Regions from separate parts of the Homo sapiens genome. Here region 1 is linked to region 2. The links are chromatin loops, found by intact Hi-C in ENCODE. Cell type or tissue: PC-3. All regions are shown on one strand. Links, peaks and the distances in the headings refer to the core of each region. The heading gives the core; the rest is flanking DNA.

Region 1 (10,339 bases), core at 5,238-7,737, 52 kb after region 2:
CCAAGGGATCAAGAGCTTCACCCAGCTAACAGAACTACACATACTTGCAAATTTCTAATTTTGAAGAGGCTTCCCATGAAGGTGAGGGAATTTAGAGAAAAACGAAGGGCAGGGTGGCCCTGGGGAAGACTCATTGCCTGGGATGGTGCCAACAAGGGGCTGGGCTTTGAAACAGTGAGAGATGACGTGTGGCCGGGTGCCGTGGTGCATGCCTGTAATCCCAGCACTTTGGGAAGCTGAAGCGGGAAAATCACTTGAGCCCAGGAGTTCAAGACCAGCCTTGGCAATAAAATGAGACCCCACCTCTACAAAAATTTTTTTAAAATTAGGCATGGTGGCACCCACCTGTAGTCCCAGCTAACTGGGAGGATGAGGTGGGAAGATCACTTGAGCTCCAGAACTTCAGACTGCAGTGAGCTATGATTGCACCACTGCACTCCAGCACGGGTGACAGAGCCAGACCCTGTCTCTTAAAAAAACAAATGAACAAATAAACCAAAAAAAAAGGATATGAGGCAGCCCAGCAGCCCGCATGGCAGAAGATACCAAGACCATTTGGGAAGTCTTACTCACCATAACACACTAAGAAGCAGTATTGTCCAATAGAACCTTCCGGAGTGATGGAAATATTTTATATCTGCACTACCCAATACGGTAGCCTCCAGGCATATGTCACTACTGAGCACTCAAAACATTGCTAGTGCAACTGAGCAACTGGCTTTTACATTTTACTTGATTTTAATTAGAATTTAAATGGCCACATGTGGCTGGTGGCTGCCATATTGAACAGCACAGCCATCAGGTCTTCCTAACACACTGATTGATGTGTCTCCCAACGTAGTTTGGGGAAGGAGTGCTATGAATAAATGAGCGCACAATCCTCTTGCTACTGAATGCTCCACATTTGAATTATTAGCAATCTAAAGGGTTGGCTGGAGCCAGTGAGAATGAAGACACCTCCTTTTTTTTAGGGTCTTTAGGAGACCCTAAAAGCCTGGTGGAGGAGCTTAGCCACCAGCATTACCTGATCTGGTAAGCAGTGAATCAGAATGTCCTTGGCAGGAAACACTATCATTTGGGTGCATAATTAACCCCAGTCTGGTCGTCAGTTATAACCTTAGAAACAAGAGCTAAAACTTCACACCCTTGGTCTGTTTCCAAATGTGGGACTATTGTTTTTAGGTACTTCAATGTTTAGTAGATTTAGAAGAAAATCCCTCCAGCTGTAAGGGAGCTTTATAAATAGGAGAAAATAACATTTGTCATATTTGCCTTGGGAGATTTGGGCTCAGCCACGGACTCAGAAGCTCTGGGCAACACCTCTGCGTCCCCTCCCCTCACCTGTTCCATCTGTACAGCTGAGAAAGAAAGGCTTTCTCAGGGTTTCTTTAAGGAAGAAGATTAGAACCATTATAAAGCATTTTAACAAATGCAAAGTACCCTTCTATATAAATTATAACATGTTTTTACTTACTTGATTTCTTCTTTTGGGGGGAAATGAAGCATTGCTTTTGAGTATAATATGGAAGAAGTTTAATAGCACAATTACAGCCGAGTCTTCAAAGTAGAGAAAGAGGCCGAGACCGCCTGTGTGTCCAACCGAGCGCACGTGCACCAGCGGGGCCCGAGCAGAGGCAGCACCCGGCTCTTGTGGGGGAAATGGAGGGAGAGCCACGGTTTAGAGATAGGGAAAGCTGTGGGGCACATTATGCCCTGGGAGGAGAAAGCACAAAACCAGAGGCTCTGAGGGACAAAGAGGAAGGAGGGCAGAGCATGAGGCAGAGCAACCCAACAGCCATGGAGGCTGAAGAGACGATGCAACACCTACAGGAGTTCCGTGAACGTCATAACAAGATCCTCGACCAACTGAATGAACAGTGAGGGCAGGACCGCTTTACTGACATCACCCTGATTGTGGACGGACACCATCTGAAGGCTCACAAGGCCGTTTTGGCTGCTTGCAGTAAGTTCCACAATTCTTTTTTTTTTTTTTTTTTTTGAGATGAAGTCACACTTTGTCACCCAGGCTGAAGTGCAGTGACCCGATCCTGGCTCACTGCAACCTCCACCTCCCGGGTTCAAGCGATTCTCCTGCCTCAGCCTCCCAAGTAGCTGGGACTACAGGCACCCGCCATCACATCTGGCTAATTTTTGTATTTTTAGTGGAGACAGGGTTTTGCCAAGTTGGCGAGGCTGGTCCCAAACTCCTGATCTCAGGTGATCCGCCTGCCTCAGCCACCCAAAACGCTTACAGAGATTACTGTAATCCTTCCCAAAGGGATTACAGGGGTGAGCCACTGGGCCCGGCCGCCTTCTACAAATTCTTTCCAGAGTTTACCCAAGAACCTTTGGTGGAGATAGAAGGTATTAGTAAAATGGCCTTTTGCCATTCAATTGAGTTCACATGTACAGCAAAATTAATGATACAAGGAGAAGCAGCCAGCGATGTATGGAAAGCAGCAGAACATCTACAAATGCTAGAAGCCATCAAAGCCCTTGAAGTTAGGAACAAAGAAAACTCAACTTCAGGCCAGGTGCAGTGGCTCACGCCTGTAATTCCAGCACTCTGGGAGGCCGAGGCGGGCGGATCACCGGAGGTCAGGAGTTCAAGACCGGCCTGGCCAACGTGGCGAAACCCTGTCTCTACTAAAAAATACAAAATTTAGCCGGGCGTGGGGCACCTGTAGTCCCAGCTACTCAGGAGGCTGAGGCAGGAGAATTGCTTGAATGCAGGAGGCGGAGGTTGCAATGAGCCAAGATCGCACCACTGCACTCCAGTCTGGGCAACAAAGCAAGACTCCATCTCAAAACAAAACAAAACTCAACTTCATTAAAGGAAAATACCACAGGAAAAAGTGAGGCCAAAAAAAGTAAAATTGCAGAAACTTCACGTTATCGCTGAGTCACTGCTATCTGCAGAGTCAGACTCTGTTGAAACTGAGGTAGAGAATGCCGAAGACACGACTGAAGCAGAAGATGAAGGCATGGAAACATTCGAGGAAGGGCTTCTGCCCAGCAGTCCATAAAGTACATACAGAGCACAGGTTCCTCTGATGATTCTGCTCCAGCACTGTTGCCAGATATCACCAGCAAGTACTGATACCAGAGTGGGGCAGGGAAATGCTGGATAGAGAAAGGCGGGGTCCCTGGTGAGGGCTCCCCCCTTGGGCCCGTGCTCACGGGCCTACGTGAGGACAGGCACTCCTGTTTTCGCGCCCAAATGTTGCATTTTCCAAGACCACCCTGGCCCACCACACCCCCCATCCTGGGCCTATAAAAACCCCCCGACCCTAGCGGCATAGACACAAGCAGTGGGATGTCTAGAGGAACACAGCGGCAGAAGGGCACACAGGCGGCTAGGCATCGAGAGGAGCAGGGGAATGGAAGAGCACAGGAACAGGCACCTGCACACGCTGGCAGGCCATCAACTGGCAGAACAACGCGGATGCCCAGGGGAATTTGGCAGGGGTGGTAGGAGGACAGTCTGGCCACTGAACAGCCCGACTCCAAGGGAAAACCCCCTTCCCACTCTATCCCTCTTTTGGCTCCCCATCCATCTGCTGAGAGCTACTTCCACCATTCAATAAAACCCTGCACTCATTCCCCAAGCCCACATGTGATCCGATTTTTCCGGCACACTAGGGCAAGAACCCTGGGATACAGAAAGCCCTCTGTCCTTGTGATAAGGCAGAGGGTCTAAGTGAGCTGATTGACACAAGCCGCCTACAGACAGCAAAATTAAAAGAGCACCTGTAACACACGCCCACTGGGGCTTCAGGAGCTGGAAACATTTCCCCCAAGACACTGCCGTGGGGTTGGAGCCCACGACCACAACCTGCCCCCCTAGATGTTTGAGCAGCAGCACCGAAGAAGCTAGCCACGCCCCCATCACACACCCTGTGAGGGGGATAAGGGAGCTTTTCCTGTTTCAGTACCACCAAGGTGACAGAAAAGGGCAGATTAAAGAGGAAGACAGCTGTGCAATCTGACCCCACAAGCAAACAGGAACACATGAAATCACACTTCACTGAGTTTCAACTGTGAAATATGCAACAAAAGGTATCTTCAGGAGAGCGCATGGAAACAGCACCTGAATTGTTACCACCTTGAAGAAGGTGGAGGCAGTAAGAAGCAAAGAGGCCGGGCGCGGTGGCTCACGCCTGTAATCCCAGCACTTTGGGAGGCTGAGACGGGCGGATCACGAGGTCAGGAGATCGAGACCATCCTGGCTAACACGGTGAAACCCCGTCTCTACTAAAAACACAAAAAATTAGCCAGGCGTGGTGGCGGGCGCCTGTAGTCCCAGCTACTCGGGAGGCGGAGGCAGGAGAATGGCGTGAACCCGGGAGGCGGAGCTTGCAGTGAGCCGAGATCACGCCACTGCACTCCAGCCTGGGCGACAGAGCGATACTCCGTCTCAAAAAAAAAAAAAAAAAAGCAAAGAACTGGTGGAAAAATTCATGTATGTCAGTACTGTGAGAAACAGTGTGACCATTCTGGACATTTTAAAGAACAGGTGAAAAACCTTTTGAATATCCAAATTGTCATGAACAATTTGCTAGAAATAGCCCCCTCAAATGTCACCTCACTGCATGCCAAATGAGTAGGGGCAAAAAAAGGAAGAAAGAAGCTCATGAGTGCCAGGTCTGCAACAGTGTGTTTAACAGCTAGAACCAGTTCAAATATCACTCAGTAATACATACTAGAGGTAAACCCAACCATTGTACTTTATGTGACTTGTGGTTTATGCAAGGAAATGAATTAAGGAGGCATCTCAGTGATACAATATATCAAAGCGTCTAGTAATGGGAGAAGTTCTTTCAGCAGAAACACAGGTACAAGCTGAACCTGTGACATCAATGATATTATAGAACAAGCTGGGAGGTACACGTGCTCCCACTGTTTCAGGTCCAGGTGGATTCAGCACAAGCGATCGTGGAACACGTCCACCCAGAACCACGCAGGGATAGCCAGGTGCCCGACACACAGGAGTGAGCTTCCAGAGCAGGTCCAAGTGAGTTACCTAGCAGTGGGCTGAATTCAGCCTGAAGAAGGTACTGAAGTACACGGAGAGGAGCCGCATGTGGAACGGGAAAATCAGATGCCAGTGGAAGTACAAAGTGAACTTCCAGAAGCAGGCTTCGTCCACATGACCCCAGAAATCATGACCCAAGAGAAGACAGAGCCTAGCCAAGCAGATGCTGAGGCTGCCAGGGAAGATCACGAAGATGCTGAGGATTAGAGACCGTGCTGACAGCACATTCTGAAGCTGAAAAGGCAGAGAATGAGGGCAGAACAGCTATGCCAGTTTTAGAATGAAATTACACATGAATATATTTTAAAATATAATTGTTGGGTTTCTGAACCGATTATAGGCAGTATGACTGTCGTTCAGCTAACAGACAAGTGGACCAAAGTTAAGCTATTTCCTGTTGTTTCTGTTTCTGTTGGAACAAGTCAATTCCCCTCCCCAAACTTAATGCCACAGCAGAGGGATCTTTCCCATAACTGAAGAGATCTTTTCTGTAACTTAAATGGATTATATTCTTATCATATAGTGGGGTACGAATGTATCTATGTTCATTGTGGTAAAAGTTCTCCCTTTTCTCTTTCCCAGGTCATGTTCTTCCTCAAATTTTTTCCATATTGTGAAATCAAACTTAAATCATTAGAATACAAGTTTATGTATTCTAATGCATAGTAGAAAATCAAATATATAGGAAACACAAGGCTGCATGATGAAAAGTACATTGTTACTGTGCAGCTGAATTTTGGCTTCTGGCTTTCTTTAGTCTGAACAAATGTTCTTGTCTAGCCCTGTAGTCACCGATGCTGTCTCTGCAACACAAAGAGTGGTGGTGGGAAAATTTTTAGAATATTAAAACACACACACACACGTGCCTTTTCAAAACCGACTAAACTCCTATAAAGCATCTCTGGTTCTTTCAAAGTTTGTATTGTAAGGAGCAATGTAGACAATGCTATGATACTTTATATTTTTACTTATAATGACAACCACCAGTTCTTTTCACTTAAGTTAGGTTGAGAAATTTTATTTAGTGGCAGCTGAAGGGCAATTTTCAATTGGGAAAATTCATTTACATCTGTGGTCAACTTTCTTTTGATGAAAAGTTGCACTAGTATTTTACCACCAGATAAAAAAAAAGATGAGCATTGTTTAAAAATTAATGTATTTAAAATAAAGTACAGAGAAAAACATGTCTATAATTATCAGGCTTTGTTTTGAATGGAATCTTTTCCCCCAGTCCTTAATGTAAAGACCCTGTGCTATAACTTTTAAAGCCATACAAATAAGAGTGCTAAACTGTGGACTTAAAAGTAGGTGTATAAATATTTTTAATCAATATTACTTAGAAAATAAAATCTAACAAACACATTTTAAAAAATAGAGTAAGAAACTTCACAAGATGATCTCAAGGTAAGAAACATACTATTGGTTTCACATGTCAGCTTTTAAGAGATTTGTTACAGACTGAAAGGGGAGTGAGTGGTTGCAGCAGACACTGTGACCAGCTTTCAAATAATGATCGTGCCTTGAGTCATTTCTGAGAAATGGGTAAACAAATTCTTTCACTTTTACTGCTGGATTATGTTGCTCAAACTCATCTGCTTTGTACCCATTTGAAAGCTCCATCACACATTATTTTGGAAATGGTCATCCTGAGTCAGACTGAGTAATCCCAGTTAATGAGTTTGGTTTCCCTCTCATCTGGTTTTTACTCAATCTTCTGTATTTATCCCATTTTTTTTTCTTTCCTCAGAGATGCCAGACCACATCATCCTAAACACTAACGAGCAAGAAGGAAATTTCCATGTTAGCGGAGGGACCCCACTAAGGTTAGGGTGCCGTACAATGTGTTGTCCAAACCAAGACATGTTAGAGAATGAAAGGGGGACCATTTTAATAATTATGCTGGGGCAGTAAGTATAAACTGAATACCCTAACTAAAGAAATAAACAAAAAACATATGTAAAGGTGGTCAACTTCATTAGTTATCAAAGCAACAACAAAATGAGACCATCATACACCCACCAGATTGGCAAAAATTAAAAAGTACAACAGGCCGGGCGCAGTGGCTCACGCCTGTAATCCCAGCATTTTGGGAGGCCGAGGTGGGCAGATCACGAGGTCAGGAGATTGAGACCATCCTGGCTAACACGGTGAAACCCTGTCTCTACTAAAAATACAAAAAAAAAAAAATTAGCTGGGCGAGTTGGCAGATGCCTGTAGTCCCAGCTACTCGGGAGGTTGAGGCAGGAGAATGGCGTGAACCCGGGAGGTGGAGCTTGCAGTGAGCTGAGATCGCGCCACTACACTCCAGCCTGGGCGACAGAGCAAGACTCCGTCTCAAAACAAAAAAAAAATGTACAACAATACCAAGCACTGGTAAACATATGGAGCAGCTGGAACTCACAGTGTTGGGAGCGCATTTTAAATCATTTTTGAAAACAATGTCACATGATCTAGCAGAGACGAACATGCATGCATCCTACGATTCAGCAACTTCACACCCATGAGACAGGTACTAGGATATTTACAGAAGCATTGTTTCCAAAAGCCTAAAACTGAAAACAACACAAATATACCTTAACATTAACATTGATACATGTATTATTTATCAAAAATAACTGACTGATTACTTGATTGAGTGGGTCTCACTATATTGCCTAGGCTGGTCTTGAACTCCTGGGCTCAAGCAATCCTCCCGCCTCAGTCTCCTGAGTAGCTGGGATTACAGGTGCATGCCTGGCAAAATAGATACATTAAAAAATAGCTACATTCATCTATATAGATAAACCTTATAAACACTGCATTCATTCAAAGAAACAAATTAAAATACTGACACTTATATAAGTCCAAAATAGCTCAAACTGAACAAAAAAATACATGCTTTGGTGGTAAAACTGTAACTAAAAGCATTGCTCTTATTAACCCCAAAGTTAGGATGGTGGTGAGCTCCTTGACAGAGGGAAGGGCACATTAAGGAGAGGCTTCTAAGACCTTGGAATTATTTTATTTATTAACCTGGATGATGGTTACATAGAATTTATCTCTCATGTAGAAAAACATTGTATAAACAGAATAATATAAGAAGTGTGATGGAGGCCCCAGAGCAGTGGTTCACGCCTGTAATCCCAACACTTTGGGAAGCCAAGGTGGGCGGATCACTTGAGCCCAGGAGTTCAAGACCAGCCTGACCACCATGGCAAAACCCTGTCTCTACAGAAAATACAAAAATTAGCTGGGTGTGGTGGCATGCGCCTGTAGTCCCAGCTACCTGGGAGGCTGAGACATGAGAATTGCTTGAACCCAGGAGTTCCAAGCTGCAGTGAGCCGAGATCACGCCACTGCACCCCAGTCTGGGCAACAGAGTGAGACCCTTTCTCAAAAAAAAATTTTTTTTTAAGTGTAAAATCTGTGATAGCCATTAGAGCTGGTTATCTTCTGGGCAGCTATATGATTATTTCTTGTGGCCCTCTGTGGCTGGGTAGGGCCATGTAACTAGTCTGGCCAATAACTTGCGATCAGAGGTGATGTGTGTTAGCTGGGCACGGTGGCTCATGCCTATAATCCCAGCACTTTGGGAGGCCAAGGCAGGTGGATCATTTGAGGCTAAGAGTTGGAGACCAGTCTGGCCAACAAGGCAAAACCCCCTCTCTACTAAAAATACAAAAATTAGCCAGGTGTGGTGGCGGGCACCAATAATCCCAGTTACACAGGAGGCTGAGGCAGGAGAATCGCTTGAGCCCAGGAGGAGGTTGCAGTGAGCCGAGATCGCACCACTGCACTCCAGCCTGGGCGACAGAGACAAAAAAAAAAAAGAAAGAAAAGAAAAGAAATGATGCATGTCATTTCCAAGCCAAGCATTTGGTTGCCTTTGCTGCGCCCTCCAGAGCCTTCTTTTCCCCTGACATGGTGACTGGCATTGTTCCAGATAGCAGCTGTTCCCTCAGCCCACAGTGAGGACAGCATGGATTGGGGTCCTCAGCCAACCTGCAACCTGCAATGTACAGTGAGCAAGAAGTAAACCTTTGTTGTTTTAAGCCACTGCAATCTGTTACCACAGCATTACCCTGCCTTTCCTGATGATAAGGAGAATGTCAGGAAGAGGTGGGTTCAGGGAAGGCAGGCAACATTTAAGATGAGACTTGGTTAAAGAAAAAAGGAGTTAATCACGGGAAGAGTTGAAGAAAGAGTATTTCCGACAGAAGAAACTGCTGAATACTAAGACCCTGCAGTGGGAATGAATTTTGAGGGACAAAAAGAATGCCAGTGAAGAGAGTAGTAAGAAAAGAAGAGAAAAATAAAACATGTGATCAGAGAGGTTGGCAGGGACCACAGCAAGTACACACTGTAGACTGTGGTGAAGAATCTGGAGTTTACTCCTAGGCAGCCACTGGTGGGTTCAGTTCAGAGGATGATGTGATACAGATCACATTTTAAAGGTGGGTAATTCTTGCTTGGAGGATGTGTTGGGGAGGCCAAGCATGGAACCATGGAGCCCACTTAGAAAGCGGGTACTGGTGAGAGATGATGGTGCCTTGAACTTCAGTGGTAGCAGGCAAAAAATAAGTAAAATTTGGGGAATGTGTTTTGCAGGTGCACCTGGCAGAAGGCAATTGAGGGATCACAGGTGACCCTTATGTCTCTCAGTTGAGCTACTATTTGATGAGGCTGTTTACTGAAATGGGGGCAAATGAGAACAGGCTTGCAGAGAGGGAAGGAAGTTAATTTTTGCTGTCTTAGCTTTCAAATCCATTTGACATCCACGTGCATATGTTAGATGAACTACTAGAGAGGCAACCCCATTTCTCAAGGGAATGCCCAGAGCTAAAAATGTCTACATTTGGGAGTCACTAGCATATAAGTGATATTTAAGTCGAGGGACCAGATTAGATCATCTAGAGAGGGAATTTATTTATTTATTTATTTATTTATTTATTTTTCTTGAGAGGGAGTTTCGCTCTGTCACCCAGGCTGGAGTGCAGTGGCGCGATCTTGGCTCACTGCAACCGCTGCCTCCCAGGTTTAAATGATTCTCCTGCCTCAGCCTCCCAAGTAGCTGGGACTACAGGCATGCGCCACCACACCCAGCTAATTTTTGTATTTTTAGTAGAAACGGGGTTTTGCCATGTTGGCCAGGCTGGTCTCAAACTCCTGACCTCAGGTGATCCACCCGCCTCGGCCTCCCAAAGTGCTGGGATTACAGGCATGAGCCACCACACCCGGTCTAGACAGGGAATTTAAATAGAAAAAAAGATGTGGAAATAGGTGAAAAGACAGACAAACGTGTGGTCACTAGAGCCAAAGGAAAAA
Region 2 (10,339 bases), core at 2,646-5,145:
GCTCCCCAATGAAGACTTCTGTGGCGCTGCAGGCAAAACTCACCACCTGCAGAGTCTCTGCTCTCCCTTGTCAAATACGCGTTTGTGACATACATTGGAAGGCATCGGGCACATTTCTGTCATCTGTGTGACTGTGGACCTCTGCCGCAGGGGTCATGTCCTTTCCCTTTACAGTGCTTGATGAGGTACACGTCTTGTCAATGTTTGTCACGGACTGAAACTTAACACATTAGAGAGGACAGCAAAGTCAGTTGACTCTAAATTGTTAAGGCACAAGCTCTGTGAGTTCAGAAGAGACATGTGCCAGAATCGGTCCAGGGAGGTTCTTAGAACCTACCAGTTCTAAGTAGGAGTTCTTAGAACCTACCAGTTCTAAGTAGGAATTCTTAGAACTGGAAGGTCAAAGCTTTGTACATGTGAAATAGATCAAACAATAAAAAGAATTCCATGTAGAATAGCTCAGTGTCTGTGGCTCCTAATGGCTCCCCCATTCTCTGCACCAGCCAGCGGGAGGAGAAAGCCTGCAGAGTGGGGGCAGCGGAGACAGAACATCTTAACCCCAGCAGAGGCTTTATCTAAGGAAGTAGAGCGAATGCCCTGAAGGTGGGTTGGACTTAGGTGGTGGAAAGGTTTCAAATGCACTCTGTTATCTTGCAGGTAGTGGCTGCCATTTATTACTTTAGAAAACCATGGCGACTTCATCAAAGTGGTGTTTTAGAAAGATGATCCAGGGCCGTCTTTTCCCTTTGAGAGTGGGAGGTGCCCTGTGGCCCTACCTTCATTTTCTGTGATGGTATTCCCAGTGGTTTCCTCCCTGTGGCTTTGCGGCTTAGTGGTGAACCAAGAGGCTTAGGATGCAGGTGCAAAGCCCCTCTACTCTTTAATGCCTCACTTCAAGGTGCAGGATCTTTCCCTCTGTAAACAAAGGCTTTCCTTCTGGCACTGCCCTTGACCTGCTCAGAGCTGTTCTCTGATCCTTTGGGTCTCTCTGCCCTCGTGACTGGCAGTGACCTGCTAGGCAGCAACCCCCACGCAGCAGGTGGTCCTCCAGAGCTGAGTCACCACCCCGGGAACCGTGCCCTGGTGAGGCCATCCAAGGTAGACCGGCACAGGGCGGGTGTGAGTGGCCTCTCCACCTGGCCCCTCGGTCTGGGAGGGCTCTTTCAGCTTGACAGAGAGAGCAAAGGAAACTCGGATTTTTGGCAAAGCAGAAAAACATTTTACCTGTGATCACAGTTATGGGCCTTGGTCAGTCATTTGATTTCAGCACACCCAAATTGTCCATTTACAGATACCTTGAGACATGGAAAGGGAGGAAATTTTTTAATGATGTTTTAAGATTCTGTTTGACCTCATGAATTAAGAGCGGTGAGAAGTAATAGAACACGGAGAGATACCTAAGCCATTGATTGATATTGTAGGCAATAAACAAGTGAGATTCAGATTATTTTTAAAAATTTTTTTCATGGGCACTGATGGATGTTTAAAAAATTATGACGTGTTCTGTTCATGACGCGTTCTGTTCATTTCCAGAGAAGAGAAAAATGTGGTTGCTTTTGAAAGGAGGTTTTTTGTTTTGTTTTGTTTTGTTTTTAAACGTCTAGCTTATTCATTACACCAGCGAATAGCAATGACCTCAGTCTAAAAAGCAAGTTAACCATCATCTCTCTCCTTGCCTGGGAAAAGAAGCCTTTATCTAAGTAGCCAAAAGATGGGCAAGGCTGACCACCCAGTCATTTCGGCTGATCAGGATTTTCCAAAAAACAAAAAGCTCTCTGTTTTCACAACTGAGTGACAACTCTTAGGAAATACTACCAGCTTACTCAGTTTGAGTAAGGCCATGGAGAAGTCTGGTGACAGTCAGTTGCCTGGATGCACATGTTACACATGGCTAACGATGCTGTCACCACTGGGAGCTTTCAGAATTGGAGAAAATAACACCGTGTCTCTTGCTTTCTGAACATGGAATTTTTAACTTTTTTTTTTTTTTTTTCTGGAGACAGAGTCTCGCTCTGGCGCCCAGGCTGGAGTGCAGTGGCATGATCTCAGCTCACTACAACCTCCACCTCCCGGGTTCAAACAATTCTCCTGCCTCAGCCTCCCAAGTAGCTGGGATTACAGGTGCCCACCACCACGCCTGGCTAATTTCTGTATTTTTAGTAGAGATGGGGTTTTGCCATGTTGGCCAAGCCGGTGTTGAACCCCTGGCCTCAGGTGATCCACCCACCTCAGCCTCCCAAAGTGCTGGGATTACAGGCATGAGCCACCCCATGCCCAGCTGGAATTTTTTAACTTAAAAAAAAAAAGTTTCAGTGTTTGTCCTTACCCATTATGTGCCCAGTTAGTTCTATACCAGTGAAAGTTCCCCCCAAAAGAAAAAGAAAAAGAAAAAAAAGACTGTCATTTTCTTGAGCAGCTTTCTTGAGCTCTGTGTGTGTATGCCTATGTCTGGGGCATACACAAGGACTCTGGCAGGCCCACTAAACTCTACCACGTAGTTGCCAGATATGCTGTAAACTGTCACCTGGAAGTTGGGATTTACTCTTTTATTTTTCTGTTTATTTTGCATGAGTACTGTATGTATAAAAAAGTAGCCACATATGGATGGTCAAAGGGTTTCCTAGAAATATGGATAGTCAGAGGGCTTCCTAGAAATATGGATGGTCAAAGGTATCCTAGTTTTTCAGGTAAACTCCACTAGAAACCAGAACCATATCCCAATTCCATAGCCTTTATTATTTCAGATCAATAGAAGCAGAATCAAAATGCATTTGGAGCTTAGAGGTCAATTGATTTGGAAACCACTCCGGTGCAAAGAATCTCTAGATTCATTGATTTTGGAGTATTGTTTAGGGGAAAAGGACTTTAAAGGCTGGGCGGGGAAGCTTTATTCCTTTTTTTTTTTTTTTTTTTTTTTTTTTTTTCAGAAGACATTTATGAGTTTATTGATTTGGCACATTTCCAGAGGACAATTCAGTGACATATACCAACATGTACAACAGATTCATCTTTTGACCCAACTTTTTCACTCTTTTTTTTTTTATTTTTTTTTATTTAATGTTTTTTTTTTATTATACTCTAAGTTTTAGGGTACATGTGCACATTGTGCAGGTTAGTTACATATGTATACATGTGCCATGCTGGTGCGCTGCACCCACTAACGTGTCATCTAGCATTAGGTATATCTCCCAATGCTATCCCTCCCCCCTCCCCCGACCCCACCACAGTCCCCAGAGTGTGATATTCCCCTTCCTGTGTCCATGTGATCTCATTGTTCAATTCCCACCTATGAGTGAGAATATGCGGTGTTTGGTTTTTTGTTCTTGCGATAGTTTGCTGAGAATGATGGTTTCCAATTTCATCCATGTCCCTACAAAGGACATGAACTCATCATTTTTTATGGCTGCATAGTATTCCATGGTGTATATGTGCCACATTTTCTTAACTTTATAACCTGTGTGGGGCAGGAGAATTAACCTGCTTTTGGATTAGAGGCTGCAAAAAAGCCAGTTCTGGTGACCACACTAAAAAGATTAATGAGCACTTAGCACCAAATTAAATACCCCCCTGCCCCCGCCTTTATGAAAGTGGAGTTCATAGTACAAATGTGACAGCGTTAAACATTGAAGCCATTCGAAGGAACCTGGGAAGTACTCAGGCACCGATGAGTTAAAAACACAGAGACATCCAGTAAGTGAGTTCCCGCTGGGCACGGGTCTGTTTATCTTGCCTTTCTGAAGTCAGAGCCAACATTCTTAATGGTTTTGAATGATTCAGAATGTTTCTTTTTTGGCAGGGCCAGTTTCCACGCATGGGCTTATGACTAAAACCCCTTAGGTGAGGTCCAAAGCAGAAACCAGCCTCACACTTAATGTCGTATTTCAGAATCATCTTATTTTAGAGCAAAAGGAAAACTATTAAATATAGCTTGCTTATTTCAGACATGAAGGGACGGAACCAGGGAGGCTTTGGTCAGCCAGAGGTCACAGGACTGGAGAGAGAGGCCAGCCCGAGGCAGACCTCTGGGTTCTGGGCCCAGCCCTCCCTCCTCTGCACCACACAGCTCTTGTCCAGACCTCGGAAGGAGGTTCCAGCGTGGCCTCAGCCTCCCGCTGGAAGAGGCAGCTTGCCCTTTGAGATCGTTTAGAAAACGACTTGGGTCAGAAAGGAGAACTTCATTTTTACAAAATGAAACAAATCAGTTATTTGCCATAGACAGCTTTTTCAAAATATCCTTTGCCAGTGTGTCGTGAATGTATTAGCTCTGGGACAGAAACAAGAATAATAACAATTCTATCTACTATATGCCAAAAGAAGAGACTTGATATACTTCTTTTTTTTTTTTTTGGATGAGAATGAACTTATGCCACACTAGTTCTTAATAAAACAAACTGAATCCTTACCACAGGAGAAAGAATTGAGCAATGTTCTAAGAACAGGCTGTCCTCTTTGGGGCACTGAGTGAATGTAATATTTAGAAGATGCCCTTGAAGCTCACAAGTGCCTCTTGGGATGGAGTAAAGGGGGAGAAACGGCGAGAGAACTCGGACAGAGAAGCTGTCCATGGGAGGAGAAGGCCTTGGGAAGAGCCATCGACTCACCCCCTTCCTGCTTGATTGAGGACTTTGGGAATCACAGATGCCATAGGAGAGAACCCATTTCTTCAAAGCCAGGAGGTGAACCGGCCCACCCCTGCTGTGCCCACCACACTACAGCCAGTAAGGGTTCTCCTCTGGACCTGAGCCACTGTCCCCAAGGGCCAGAAACCAGCCATGTGTGGCGTCCCCAGAAAAGGACATGAGCAGGTACTCAGCCCCGCCACACACATTTGTCTAAGGAGAGAAAGCAAGTCAGCGAAATGGGATCTGCACCAAGATCTCTGCACCCAGGGAGCTGCTGTGGAGTAAATCCTATTTTTCCAGGTGGTGTTTAAACAGCTGTCATTGATCACTTTGCTTTTTTTAATTGATTATTTCGAAACGTGTTTTCCCCCAAAGGATGTTAGTATGTCATAAATATTCAGTTAAGCAACTCCAGGATGATCTTTTAGTAGGAGGAGCTGTCTTTTGGTCCTAGTAACACTAAGTGCCATTTTTTCCCTCTTCTAAGCCCATGGAAACAACGTGGAGGAAAAATGATTATATATTTAGCTTCTAGCATGATTTTAGAGATAAATGACAGCCACCTCCCAGACCTCATTCCCAACACCTGTATTAATTTTTATTTTATTTTTATTTTTTTGAGACAGAGTCTCGCTCCATCACCCAGGCTGGAGTGCAGTGCTGTGATCTCTTAGCTCGCCTAATTTTTGTATTTTTAGTAGAGACGGGGTTCCGCCATGTTGGCCAGGCTGCTCTCGAACTCCTGACCTCAAGTGATCCACCTGTCTCGTCTTCCCAAAGTGCTAGGATTACATGCATGAGCCACTGCGCCCCACCTTGTCTTTATTTTTAAAGTAGGCAATTTATTTTAATTTTTTGTGTGTGTATGACAGGGTCTCGTTCTGTCACTGGAGTGCAGTGGCACCATCAAGGCTCACTGCAGCCTCAACCTCCTGGGCTCAAACGATCCTCCTGCCTCAGCCTCCCAAGTAGCTGGGACTACACTCACCACCACACCCAGCTACTTTTAAACTTTTTTGTAGAGACATGCAGTCTTGCTGTGTTGCCCAGGCTGGTCTCGAACTCATGGCCTCAAGCGATCCTCCAGCCTTGGCCTCCCAAAGTGCTGCGATTACAGGTGTGAGCCACCATGCCCAGCCCAGTTTATTTTTAAAAGAGCTACTGGCTGGGCGTGGTGGCTCACGCCTGTAATCCTAACACTCTGGGAGGCCCAGGCGAGTGGATCACCTGAGATCAGGAGTTTAAGACCAGCCTGGCCAACATAGTGAAATCCCATCTCTACTCAAAATACAAAAATTAGCTGGGTGTAGTGGGGCATACCCATAGTCTAGCTACTTGGGAGGCTGAGGCAGGAGAATCACTTGAACCTGGGAGGCGGAGGTTGCAGTGAGCCTAGATCGCACCACTGCCTCCGGCCTGGGCAACAGAGCAAGACTCTGTCTCAAAAAAAAAAAAAAAAAAAAAAAGCTACTGAAGAGAGGAGTTTCGCTGTGTTAAGACCACTGTGCGTCCATAATGGCCTTCCCTCAGATCTCTCTTCCAGGGAGCTAGGGCTGTCTACACATGCTCCGTAGAAACAAATGCACATTTTCTACACGGGAGTGAATTGGAGAGTCGTGGTGGTGATAGTTTAACTGAAATCTACCTTGGATTTTTTTTCTTCTCTGCTTTATATTTGTTTAAAAAAGCATGATCCAGCAAATGCATCAAATTAAAGCTGTGGGTACAGTTCTCCTAACAGAAAATCACACAGTAAGCTGGGACAATGGAACAGAAAGCAGTGGGTATTGTTTTCTTCTTAAGATTTTTATATTCACATTGGATGAGAATGTCTCCTAACCCTCCCCTTGCTGTTGTTCTTGGAATGGGTACCTTATTCATGGCCTCCTTACATAGAGGGAGCAGATTCAGGACAGAGGCTCTGCATGCTCCTGGGTCCCTCCTAAGCGAGCACTCCCCTCCACTGCTCCTCCTGTTCGGCATGCTAGATTTTCTGTGCACTTGCAGTCATACGGAAACTGGCTTCCTTCTTAGCTGTGCGTGTGAAAGTCACCCCAGTGTTTCACCTGCAGTGTGAGTGTAATTTGGGGTCCCATGACATGATCATCTTCCTTTTGATTTCTAAAGCTAGGGTCAGGGAAGGGGACTCGTTTTGAGCCAAAGGGCATTTTAAGGGCATCATTTCATATGTTCACTGTCTGCAGCCAACACTGCACTCTAGACAAATGGGTACCTTTATGTCCCATTTATTAAGACATCCTGCAAAAGGGGCTCCTGGCCCCTGTGGGAAGCTTGAAAGGAACAGACCATATCCTGTTTCTTTTTGCTCATACCTCTGTGGTGAGATCTTATTCTGACCCCATAGTCTGGTGCCATACCTGTGGGTCCCTGTATCTCCTAGAATTCCCCCTATGCTAGTGTTTAGCCCGTGTAATGACAGTTATCTGTCCACAGGGCTGTATCCCCCGCCAGCTTGTAAACTCCATGAAGACCGGCCCTGCGTCTCACTCACTCCTGTCCACAGCAGTGCCTCCCACATGTTAGGTCTTAACAAACATCTGTTTCTTCTACTCTTCATAAAATCCACGCTTCTTCTCACCCCCCCGTCATCCCTGATCCCAGCTAACTTTGACCCTGTGTGCGGGGGCGGGGGATCTACATGTGGGCTCCACCCCCGCACGCCTGCTGCCCTGTCATCTCTGATCCCTGGCGGTGGGATGTCTACCATGGCTCTGCCCAATCCCCCACTGTCTTCACCCCTGCCACATCTGGCATGATTTTACCGTCCCCTTCCTAGAGTTCTCCCTTTCTCCCCTGCCCAGGCTGCACCCCTGGAGAGCCCAGCTCAGGCCCCTGGCCCCTATGAAGCCTCTCCTGAATAATCCATCAGCCTGCCCTGAGCTCATCCAGTCTCCAATGACGATTGTGCTCTCCACCAGCAGGACACACCGGAGCACTTTCTCTGTCCCTGAGAATTGGACTCCATTCCACAGTTAGGTCCTGGGTCACATACAGACATTTCACATCCCCTCCTCAGTATTCCCCAGCAGCGTGCAGCACAGTGCGGGCTTCTAGGAGGCAGTCGGTGGATATTTACCCATGATTTTAAGAGGTCTGTCTTGACCAGGAATGTTGAGAAGTGACCTGTGTCTCTGCAGCATTGCTGCTAGTTAGTCCCTCGTGGAAGAAGTGGCATGTCCCTCCTGTGTCTGGCTCACGGGGACCGGCGCCTCCTGTGTTTGCCCCCGCCATGCCCTGTGGTTTCCTTTGACACCCTCTGTCATTGTCTATTTTTATGTTTTAAACTTCAGTGGGATTTACCTCTCGTTTGCTCCCATATCCTCCTGGTAAATTGTAAACTTGGTGAATCAATGATGAGTAATCAGTAGGCAGAAATGGTTGGAATTTCCTGGTCCCAGTTTCAGATCATATCTGTCTTTCCCCAGACTCCTAACTTCCTGTTGGGACATCCCTTGGTCTGGCCTTTCCCTCCAGAGAAGCCCCCAGACCCACCCGCAGCCTTGATTTACTGATGCCTAATCTTATTTTAGTCTTTCACACCAGTTTTTAACAACTCGACTGTATAGATCTTCTGGAAATTTTACCCAAAAATGTTAGATGTGCCATCCCCTCACAGGGGAAAGTGGTGGGGTGGTGGGGGTTAATGTGTTGAAAATCTATGTATCTTGTATTTTATTTGAGTCAGCTGTGTTTTCACAACAACTCTGAGAGTTAACATCATTTCTACTTTATAAATTAAAAAAACAAAACAAAAACAAAAAACTAAAGCCCCAAAAGGATTGAATAGCTTGCCAAGGCTGTGTAACAAGTGAAATTTGAATCCGGGTCTGTATGATCCCAAAGCTTAAGCTGCCCGTCTTTCTATTCCCAGTTCAAACGTGCCTTGAAATGGGAGCTCACTTGATAGTACTTGGCTTTTAAAAGGCTACGTACATGTAAGTACCTTCACTCAAATATGCTGGGGCTCAGTAGGAGAAGCAAAGAGAAGGAAAAGGTATTGATTGATCGATTTGATTCTAAGCAGAGATTGACAGAGATAAGCTTCTAAGACCTTTCAGGCCCCAGAGTGTGACTGTTGAGCACCTAAGAAGACCTCACTTGACCCGTGACTTCCCGCCAGAGCCTTGGGAAGCCCATGAGTGCAGCGTGCTCGCCGGCTGGGCTGGAACTTGCTGCTCTTCTCTGCAGTGGCAGGCTGGCTTCTGCCCCTAGACTGGAACTGCCAAGGGCTGCTATAGAAGGGACAAACTTCCAGTGCTCACTGAGGAGCCAGGGGTATCCTGGGAAGCTGAAAATGCATTTGTCAAGCTCAGGTCTTCACAATTGAGAAACCCCATCACTAACCCGTACGGTTTTCTTGACCAAAACTTTCAGTGCTCTGTTTTTCCCATCTGTAAATAATGTTCATACATCTAAATCCTAGGAGGTTGCAGGGACAGTGGCTTAGAAAGTCACCACATTCTCTAAAGGAGTGACAGAGAGGATGAAAGAAGCATGCTCTATAATTAGGTTTTATTACATGCTTTTTAAGGTTAATTGAAGGACTTCCCAGCAGCTTCCCTAGCCACTTTTTCAAATACTGAAAGCTTCCAGAAAGCAGCAGACAGGTGTTCCTCACAATCTGACACAGACTTCAGTTACTGTTGAAAAGTGAAAGAGGGCTGGGCGCGGTGGCTCACACCTATAATCCCAACACTTTGGGAGGCCGAGGTGGGCGGATCACCTGAGGTCAGGAGGTCAAGACCAGCGTGGCCAACATGGCAAAACCCCATCTCTACTAAAAATACAAAAATTAGCTGGGTGTAGTGGCACACGCCTAAAACTCCAGCTACTTGGGAGGCTGAGGCATGAGAAAAAATCGCTCGAACCCAGGAGGCGGAGGTTACAATGAGTCAAGATCATGCCACTGCACTCCAGCCTGGGTGACAGAGTGAGACTATCTCACAAAAAAAAAAAAAAAAAGAAAAAAATGAAAGAGCTCCTGTCTGACGTTGGTTTTCTATACCCATTTTTATAATCAGACAATTTTGGAAACATGCTATTATGATAGTGTTTAAATATTCCAGAATTCTGTGTGTTCGGTAGCTTCACGTTGGTTTGATTGTTGTTTTACCCCACTGCCTCTTCCTTCCCATCTGTACTTCTCAGCTTGATTTTTTAGATGTATTTTCTGTTGTAGGACAGTATCAAATGGCTTTTTCTGACCATTTATTTTACTGGCCGAGCTCCTCTTGGATTTTAATCTCAACTCTCAAGAATCTTCCCAACATAATCTGTTCCTGTTGTGATATCATCTTTCTTGAGAGCTTCCCAGTCACTGAAGAGCATGTTCAGTAGCACCTGGCTTAAAGAGTCCACCTGCGAATCACAAATCATTGTCTTCACCATTCAGCTCCGACCCACACATCTGGGCAACATCATCCCCACTGGCCAGTAAGCACGGGGAATGCTCTGTGGCCTCAGCTGTGTTCTGGTTCCTCGGTGGAGCTGTAATCATTAACTTAGAAATTGCAATTGGTGGTAACTTAACAGAGCTTTCTTCATCAGACTGCTGAGTCATGCAGCCTCTTGCTGGGTAAAATGTGTCTTGAGATGTAATCCCCTATAAGGACACCCCCTTGGAGCCACTGTGAAGGCACTCCCAGCTTCCCTAGCAGGTCGCATCAGGGGGACGACTGAAGGATTTACTTGAACAA

Evidence for each region. A loop is a pair of places that touch in the nucleus more often than their neighbours do. Peaks named below come from ENCODE experiments on the same cell type or tissue, not always from the same donor. Only the 100,000 strongest peaks of a DNase experiment are listed, where the experiment ranks them.
Region 1: it touches region 2 in a loop (2.2-fold over the local background); 2 of 110 quality-filtered maps call a loop at or near these places.

The regions. Positions count from the first base shown.
Region 1 is chr7:130,835,184-130,845,522 of GRCh38, reverse strand. The region is part of intron 3 of LOC105375508 (a long non-coding RNA gene); the gene reads right to left. It also overlaps the pseudogene LOC100133252. Among named protein-coding and RNA genes, the nearest start is that of MIR29A, 36 kb to the left of the region's middle. In PC-3, for the core only: no CTCF peak of the experiment used is centred there; a DNase peak (open chromatin) is centred at 6,682; H3K27ac peaks cover 2,158 bases.
Region 2 is chr7:130,885,041-130,895,379 of GRCh38, reverse strand. The region is part of intron 6 of LINC-PINT (long intergenic non-protein coding RNA, p53 induced transcript); the gene reads left to right. Among named protein-coding and RNA genes, the nearest start is that of MIR29B1, 13 kb to the right of the region's middle. RefSeq lists an enhancer at 7,704-8,903. In PC-3, for the core only: no CTCF peak of the experiment used is centred there; a DNase peak (open chromatin) is centred at 3,749; H3K27ac peaks cover 2,036 bases.